Linked DNA regions of Mus musculus: region 1 is linked to region 2. The links are chromatin loops, found by intact Hi-C in ENCODE. Cell type or tissue: left cerebral cortex. All regions are shown on one strand. Each heading gives the region's core, and the rest is flanking DNA. Links, peaks and the distances in the headings are about the cores only. Region 1 has its middle 2.8 kb from the start of Ccdc85c. Region 2 holds the start of Cyp46a1 (cytochrome P450, family 46, subfamily a, polypeptide 1).

The links. Hi-C counts contacts between places; a loop is a spot of excess contacts. Peaks named below come from ENCODE experiments on the same cell type or tissue, not always from the same donor. Only the 100,000 strongest peaks of a DNase experiment are listed, where the experiment ranks them.
Region 1: it touches region 2 in a loop (2.3-fold over the local background); 2 of 42 quality-filtered maps call a loop at or near these places.

The regions. Positions count from the first base shown.
Region 1 is chr12:108,275,996-108,280,378 of GRCm38, forward strand. It overlaps a transcript of Ccdc85c not described here. Among named protein-coding and RNA genes, the nearest start is that of Ccdc85c, 2.8 kb to the left of the region's middle. In left cerebral cortex, for the core only: a CTCF peak has its summit at 1,829; DNase peaks (open chromatin) are centred at 556 and 1,838; H3K4me3 peaks cover 798 bases; H3K27ac peaks cover 672 bases.
Region 2 is chr12:108,330,424-108,334,806 of GRCm38, forward strand. It overlaps Cyp46a1 (cytochrome P450, family 46, subfamily a, polypeptide 1), which reads left to right and starts at 3,893. Exons shown (of 15, transcript NM_010010.2): 1 at 3,893-4,141. The coding sequence starts at 4,023. In left cerebral cortex, for the core only: a CTCF peak has its summit at 2,757 (motif pointing right); DNase peaks (open chromatin) are centred at 2,794 and 3,741; H3K4me3 peaks cover 1,290 bases; H3K27ac peaks cover 1,538 bases.

The DNA.
Region 1 (4,383 bases), core at 279-4,278, 54 kb before region 2:
GGAGGAACAATAGGACCCTGACATGGGGGGTCGGGCAGGGCTGGTCTTTGTCCCTTTCCGGGCCACCGACCAGAGCCACCTGGGTCCCTGCCTAATATTGCAGCGGGGCTGTCTTCCCACCCCTAGCCCAAGACCGTGGAGCCTTGCCAGCCTTATCTCAGGGCCAGATCTCTCTCCCTTCTTCCCCTGACGTGGTGGGAGCCGAGGACCTGCCCTTTTCCCAGAGCAGTTCTCCGAGCCCTTCCCTTCCGCGCACTACACCGCTAAATCCCTGGGATTGGAAGAACATGCAGTTCGCTAGGTGGAAACCCCTGAGAAAGGCGAGGGAAGGTCTTCCACCCTGGCCAGATAGCTGGGGTCCATAGGTACTCAGCGACCGCAGAACCTTCTTCCCTCGCCCCGCATCGCTGCGGAGCATACGGATCTTCCCACACCTATAAATCCCGTCCCCTAAGCGCATTTAACAGCGCTTCTGCAGCCAGCGGGCCGAGGGAAGGATGCGTTTCCCCTGGACCTACAAGGAGATAACCCACTCTGCGCGCGCACAAACCGGGGTAAGCTACCCGGGCCTGGAGCGCGTGCCCGCGCAGCAGCTGACATCCCCCTTTTACAGTTACTCAGCCGTTTACTAAACCACCTCATGTGCCCTCTTACACCTTCCCCATCCCGGGGGAATTCTACCGGGACAAGAGGCCACTGCTCTCTGAGGGCACTTGGCATTCTTGGGAGGAGGGAGAGAGTACAACGTGAGAAGAATCGGTGAGGCTGTCTGCAGCGCTATGCGGGGAATTCAATTGCCTTAGATCTGTGTTCTGGGAGGGACCTAGGAGCTAGGACCTAAACCTGAGTGACAAGGACAAAGGTAAGCCTGGAGGCCGGACAGGTGAAAGGAACAGCAAGTGGAATGGCCTTAGGGTTGGCTTGTTAGTGGCCGGTTCGAAGGGGAGGAGGGGCCGGCGAGATGGCTCCGCAGGTAAAGGAGTGTGAAGCCCAGCCTGACAACCTAAATTAATTCCCAGGACACAGTGATGGAAGGAGAGACCTTACTCCCTCACGTTGTCCTCTGACCTCCAGAGTGGGCAGTAGCTTACATAAACACTCACACAGAAAGAATGAAATGTAATAATATATTAAAAAAAAAAAAAAAACAAGAAAGGGTGCCGTAGATGGTGCGGGACATTAATCCTAGAGTTTGAAGGCAGAGGCAGGGGTAATATCTGAATTCCAGGCCAGTGAGCTACAGAGAGTCTGTCTAAAAAAAAGAAAAAAGAAAAAAGAAAAAGAGAAGAAAAGAAAGGAAAGGATGAAATATGAGGTCTGAGCTCAAAAGGCAGGCCCATGTGTGACCTGAAGCTGGAGTCTTGGCTGTCTTGGCTCCCATTGGTAAAGGGCTGGGAACCACACAGGTTGAGCTAATTCAGTCCTCCTTCCCCCTCCCTCCTGGTAAATGAGCCGACGGTCGAAAGGGGTAGGAAGAAGATGAGCCCCGGGGGATGCCGAGGCTGGCCACGTGCACTCAGCACCAGGGAGTCAGCTGAGTAGAGGGGCCTGGTGCTCTGCAGACCCAGCACAGCACACTTTCAAAAGGAGGGGACTTAGGGTCCGCACCTGGGGGAGGCTGCAGATCTGCTTTCAACCCCCAAGTCGCAGCAGCAGGCTCCCTGGAGGATCCCCACAGAGCGGAGACTGAGTGGGTTAAGGAGTTACTCCATTGAGACTGCAGGGGGGAGGGGCGCGGTGAGCAGAGCACACACCAAGGGAACACTTCGGCTCACCAGGGAAATTGCTGAGACAATTCAATTTGTACTGAGCTCTGTGGCTGCCTTGTGTCTCCTTGTGGTGTTCCTATGGCCTGCAGCCTCTGCCTTCGGGTCCTCCAGGGTGACAGCTTCAGTGGAGAAAAAAGGAAACCTTCATCCAAGCGGTGATTCAAATCACCTACACACTACGGGGCCAGCGGAGCCTGGTGAGGGGGGGCTCAGTGGGGGTGTAGGAGTGGGAGGAGACTGTTAACCACCATCCTTTCCCTGGAACTCTGAGAGCCAACGATAACAACAGCAGTAATAATAGCATGAATGACAAGTTCCCCATAGCTACATGAATAGGGTACCCTCCCCTTCTGTTAACCTGCCCCACCTAGGGCCTGGAGTACCTCCTTAGTGCTGGACTAACTAACCAGGAGTAAGTTGGCCAGTTACCCATGGGAGGGAGGTGTAGGAGGAGGGTGTGACTGGGATGTCAGGAGAAGGTAACCAAATACCTTCCCCAGCCCTCCTCCTGTGAGGCCCAGTGTTGAGGGTCACAGCTGCTGCAGGAGTCGGTAGCAATGGCTGTCAGGCTCAGAGGGCAGTCCCACAACATAGGGGTTCGCTTAGGTGCTAAGTTCCAGGCTCCGCATGCAGCCTTTGAGACCGGCTGTGGATATCCCTATGACAGCTGCCAGCTGCTCCTGCCATCCAGCCCTGCAGCTTCCAGATGCTCTGCGTGCCAGGCCTCGGGTGCTACCTCAAGCCTCAAATCTACAAAATCTACAAGTAGCAGTCCAACACACACACACACACACACACACACACACACACTCGGGCACTGCAGCGATCCGAGACCCAGCTCTGGTGTCTGAATATTTCATGCTGCGGTGGGGGGGTAGGGTGTTGGGGGGGGGGGCAGGACGAATGTGGCAAAGCCCTTAATTGTTAATGTGGCTTCTGCTGGCTCCAGGCCCAGCACTCCCGGCCCCTCCTGTTGGAAATGGCAGAAATGGCAACAATGGATGGTAATGACTCCTCAAGCCCCTCAGGTCTTTACGCCCTGCCCTGTGTGAGGCTGCTGCACAGAGATGTCCAGTGTCCTGCTTGCTTACCACACACGCCCCAGTTCTCGCTCAGTGTAGGACCTGGGAGCCAGGTGAGCAAATACTGAAGGAGAGAACAATGGCCTTGCATCTCTGGTCTCACGCCACAGTGTGTCCCCAGGCAGTCACAGACACACCTTGTCCCCTCAGCTTCTAGATCTGTAGCTAAACTTGGGATCATTCATTCCTTCTACAAAACGGGAGAGCCTCAAAGCACACCAGGCTCCAACCCTAGGCCATTGGATGACGTAGGCGGGCACTGCTTGCCTAGGGAAAGGTTGGGGTAGAAGGAGGAGAGCTGGTGAGTGTTCCAGACTCTTGCCTATGAGACTTTGCAAACCTATGCAGTGAGCTGGGTCCTGGGTCCTAAGCAAGGTCTCCCCCGACACCAGGAGGCATCCATCTTGGCCTCTCAGTTGCCGAGAACCTGTATCAGCAAGTCAGGGCCCCAAGGCAGCAAGGGGACAGATGAACCCCAAAGGTCTCAGCCCCGAGAAGCTCATGTAGTGAAACCCCCAACCAGTACCCCAGAGCAAAGACGCCCGAATATCTGGGGGAGCTCAGTAAAGAGGACTGGGGTACTCTAGATGGCCACGTTCTCTGGCCAGACTGGAAGGAGGCACACTCATTTATGTGGGACAAAGAGGCCTGGCTTTAGAGCACTGGTTCTCAACCTGTGGGTCCCAACCCCCTTGGGGGCCTAGTGGCTTGTTCACAGGAGTCACCTAAGACCATCAGAAAATATAGGTATTTACACTATGATTCATAACGGCAGCAAAACTAGAGTTATGAAGTAGCAATAAAAATAATGTTTATGGTTGAGGGTCACCACAGCACAGCGAGCTGTATTAAAGGGTCACAGCGTCAGGAAGGTTGAGAGCCCCTGCTTTAGAGAGCTTCCCCTAAAGATCCTCAGATTCCCTCAAGTGGTCCCCAAATATGTTGCCTAGGATGTAAGTATCTAGGGACGGTGGGACCTGGAGTTGGTGGTGTTGGCTGCCGTCTCTCCATCAGATTCCCTTGTTTATTGCTCCATAGCCAGCATCGCTGCGACATGGGAGAAAGTAATTGATGATGATGATGACAAAAAAACAACAACAAAAAAAAAGCCAGGCATGATGGCACATGCCTTTAATCCCAGCACTTGGGAGGCAGAGGCAGGCGGATTTCTGAGTTCAAGGCCAGCCTGGTCTACAAAGTGAGTTCCAGGACAGCTAGGGCTATACAGAGAAACCCTGTCTCGAAAGAAAAAAAAAAAACCTCCCTGGGCTCATGGACATAGGACCCCACAGGAAAGGCCAGCACAGCAGAGAGTAAACATTTTATACATGTTGCAGAATTTCAGAGCATCAGGGGGCAAAGAGATCCTGGAAATAGGGAGGGGATGGGAAATTGGGGAGAATCGCAGTGTCAAGAGTCAGAATGAAGCCAGGTGTGGTGGTGCACGCCTTTAATCCCAGCACTTGGGAGGCAGAGGCAGGCAGATTTCTGAGTTTGAGGCCAGCCTGGTCTACAGAATGAGTTCCAGGAGA
Region 2 (4,383 bases), core at 289-4,288:
CGGTACCTCTAGATCCCCTTTGCTACATGCCCTCAGTAGTTCCTGCTGGGAAATGGTACGCATGGAGGGATGCCCTGCCTAGTTTTTAATGTCAGGTTAACACTAGCTAGAGTCATTCGAGAAATGGGAACCTCAGTTGAGAAGATACACCCACCACATTGGCATGTGGGAAATGCCTGTGGGGCATTTTCTTGAGGAATGATTGACGAGGAAGGGTCCAGCCCACTGTGGTGGTGCCATCTATGGCTCAGTGGTCCTGGATGGTATAACAGAGCAGGCTGAACAAACCACCAAAGGGAAGCGGCAGGGAGCAAGCCAGTAAGCAGTGCTCCTCCATGGCCTCAACATCAGTTCTTGTCTCCAGGTTCCTGATTTGAGCTCTTGCTCTGACTTCCCTGGATGAGGAACTAGAGGATGTAAGTTTAAATAAACGCTTTTCTCCTGAAGTTGCTTTTGGTCATGGTGTTTTGTCATAGCGATACAAACCCTAGCTAAGACAGGGAACATCTACAGCGGTAGTTGGCAGAAGCATCGTGTAAGGCATTTTCTCAATTAGTGAGCAAGGGTTCTATAAGAAAGCAAGCTGAGCAAGCCAGGGAAAGCAAGCCAGTAAGGAGCATCCCTCCATGGCCTCTGCATCAGCTCCTGCTTCCTGACCTGTTTGAGTTCCAGCCCTGACTTCTTTTGGTGATGAACAGCAACGTGGAAGTAAAAGTTGAATAAATCCTTTCCTCCCTAACTTGCTACTTGGTCATGATGTTTGTGTGGGAATAGAAATTCTGACTAAGAAATGATGCATTCAGGAGACAGACGAATCTCTCAGTTAGTTCCAGGCCAGCCTGGTCTACAGCCAAGGCTACACACACACACACACACACACAAACCCTGTCTCAAACAAACAAATAAACAAACTATATTCTATGTGTATTGATGTTTTACATACATGCATGTGTGTGCACCACTCATGTGCCTGGTGTCTTCTGGGGCCAGAGAGGGCATCAGAACCTCAGGGACTGGAGTTACAGATGGTTATGAGCCACCATGTAGGTGCTGGGAATCAAACCTGGGTCCTCTAGAAGAGCAGCCAGTGCTCTTAACTGCCAATCAATCTCTCTAGTCCATCTTCATTTTGATATATTTTATTTAATCTAACATATTCAAAATATTTTAACATGCAGCCAATATAAAATGCCAGGGCTGGAGAGACGACTCTGTGGGTAAAGTTTTGACCCCAGAATGCACATAAAAATACACAAATACTTGATAAAAACATTAATGACAGTAACTTTTATGGGGTTTGTTGTGGTGGTGCACATGTGAAATTCCAGCAATGGTAAGATGGGAGTTGGAGCTCAGCAAGCCCATGGGAGATCACTGGCAAGCTAGCCTAGGCTAGTTCCAGGCCAAAGAGGGACCCTGTCTCTGAAAATAAGAAGCAGCTAAGAACCGACAGCTACAGCTGTGTTTTTTGATCTCCAAGTGCATGGGCACCTCCGCCACATACATAGGGCTGGAGAGGTGACTCAGCAGTTAAGAGTTCTTACTGCACAATGATCCCAGTGCCCACCTAACACACCGTTCACATCTGTAACCTCAGCTCCAAGAGGGAATGGAGACAGGATTGCTGGCCATTGCTGAATTCTAGCCTAGAAGAGAAAATCTGAGTCCCAGGTTCAGGGAGAGACTCTGTCTCAAAGGAAGAGGTGGTGAGAGCAAGAGAGTATTTGATACCCTTTTCTGTCACACAAGCACGCGCGCGCACACACGCACACATACAAACACACACCACTTGCTAATAAATTTTGGTTATTAACTTTCTGGGACATAGGGTCTGCATGAGCAGCAGCTTGTGTCGCACAGCTAACTATAGGAGAGTTAGTTAGGAGCGTCATGGGCATGGAGACACAAACAGAGTGGATGTGGGATCTGGGACAGGATGCCACTGACACACTCCAGCCAGGAAGAGGGGCAGAAAGGGTGGGGTGAGGGGCCCTGCCAAGCCAGAGGTCACTAGAGTTGCCTGATGTGTCAGAGAATATTATTACCTTTCCCTTTCCTTAGTCTGTCCTGTGTGGAGCATCTCAGACTGTGCCCAGAGTCCATTGGAATCAGGCCTTGCCTCCAGGGAGTCTCTCTCTGTTCTGAGTCCTGACACAAAGTTAAGTCCACACAGCTTAGGATATCTGCTAAGCTCAGGGTGAGGGGTCATAACACCCTCCTAAAGTGACCATGCCATGCTTCTCTGCTCTGCACACCACCCTCCCAGTATTGGAAATTGAACCCAGGACCTTGTATTGTGTGTTTACAAACAAGCACCTTACCACTAAGCCAGATTGCTAACCCTTAAAAAAAAAGAAAAAAGAAAAAAAATTAGGACAGGGTCTTAAGTTGCTCAGACTAGCCTTGAACTCTGAAGGCCTAAAATATTTTATTTTTGAGACAGGGTTTCTGTATAGTCTTGGCCTGGTCTGCCTTCCCAGTGCTGAGATTCAAGGTGTGTATCACCCACCATATCCACCTAGCCTCGAACTTTTGATCCTTTCTCCTGTGAGCACCACGATGCCCCACGGTCTTTGCTGTCTACTCTCTTTAACTCGCCTAAAAGCACGCAAGAAGTCTACACCCTCCTCGCAGTCTCATGCCTTCATCTCCTCTCAATTCAGGAGCTTTCACAAATGGCTAAACTAAACTGGCTGACCTTCCTCTGCCCCCAAGCAGGGCCACGGGAGGTCCCTGTTGCGCACATGCGACTGCCGCTCGCTACCACACGGGGGCGCGGTGGCAAGCCACATCCCCCTAATGCCACTCAGAGGCCAGTCCCCGGTTGGATGCTTGGCTTCCCGTCTTGTTCAGGCTGAGGTGGCCTCTCCAGACCGAAATCAAGCACAGCTCCTAAAGCTCTCCCCGTCACCTGCAGCTCACGGATCCCTGATATGTCCCTCCCGGGGGCTGGTCCTGTATACCCGGAAATGTAGGCACACGGTCCACACTTTTTTCCTGTTTTTCTGTCTTCAGACCCCTCCAGGACCTAACCAAGGTCTCGGAGTAGTCAGAAACCGACCTTCTCTCGAGGTCTTCAGAGCCCCCACTCCCCAATCCCGAGGCTCTTTATCTAGTCAAGGAGAGCGCACATCTGGCCCTCCCATCCACTGCAGGCCTATCTGAGCGTCCCCCACGGGAACTGAAACTCGGAAGTGAGGAGCACTTTGCGCTTCCACCGGGTGAGAAGGCGGAGCACAGCCCAGCACATTCCTATGGACCATCACCCATACTCAGGATTATGGTTTTCCCGGGCCCAGGAACTCCTGCATCCTGCTAGGATCTTGTCCTCCGCCTCCGGGCGGACGCTGGCACACAGCGGGCGCAAGGCTTGCACCGACCTGCAATGAAGGCGCAGCGCGAGGACATTTGGGATTGACTAACTTTGGGGCGCTAAGGTTTCAGGGAGATGTTTGAGAACAGTCAGCGCAAGACGGGGATTGGAGGGCTGGGAAAGGGTTTTCAGAAGGTTTGCACGAGAAAGGAAGAGGCCTGGCACTGCACGCGGAGAGACAGTTGGCGAGGCCAAAGGGGCGGAGCCAGCGGACGGGATTTGCGCCGCCGCCTGGGCAGCTTGCGCCCAGGAAGCGAGGTTGCCAGGACAACGCGTTCTGGGCGGGGCGACTTCGGGGTGGAGTCTGAGCTCAAGAGAGGGTAGAAGGGGCGTGGCCTCAAAGTCTGAGCCAAAAGCCAGGTTGTGATTGGTGAATACTTATCGCTCTGGGCGGGAACGGCGTGGCGGCTGGGGCTGGGCCTCAAAGAGGGCGTGGCCGTGCGGGGGCGGGTCCTGAGAGCTAGGGCTGGAGGCGGAGACGTGGTTGGCGGGTCCGCGTGCCCGGGGCGGGGTCGAGCCAGCGGGGGCGGAGCCGAGCGGCGGGGGCGGTGCTGGTGAGCGCGGGGCCTGGGGCCGAGGCGGCGCGCAGCGCTGACAGCTAGTCGGTCGCAGCCTCCGGCCCCCTCTGCACCGGCGCCGACCACGAGCCATGAGCCCCGGGCTGCTGCTGCTCGGCAGCGCCGTCCTGCTCGCCTTCGGCCTCTGCTGCACCTTCGTGCATCGCGCTCGCAGCCGCTATGAGCACATCCCCGGGCCGCCGCGGCCCAGGTGAGCGGGGGGTGGGGGCGGGGGCCTGGCTGGGGCTCTCGATCGCGGGGTCTGGGGACCGCGTCAGAGCCAGCGCCCAGGACGGGGGTCCAGCCTCGTCTTGTACGCACGGCCAGCCCGGAGACGCAGGCCCGGAGAGGGGCGCTAACTATTCTTAGTAACAAATTACTCACAGCCGCAGCAGCTGCTGGGCGCCCACCGCGCTTGGCTGGGCCGCACAAATGTGTCGGCAGCTACAGTCC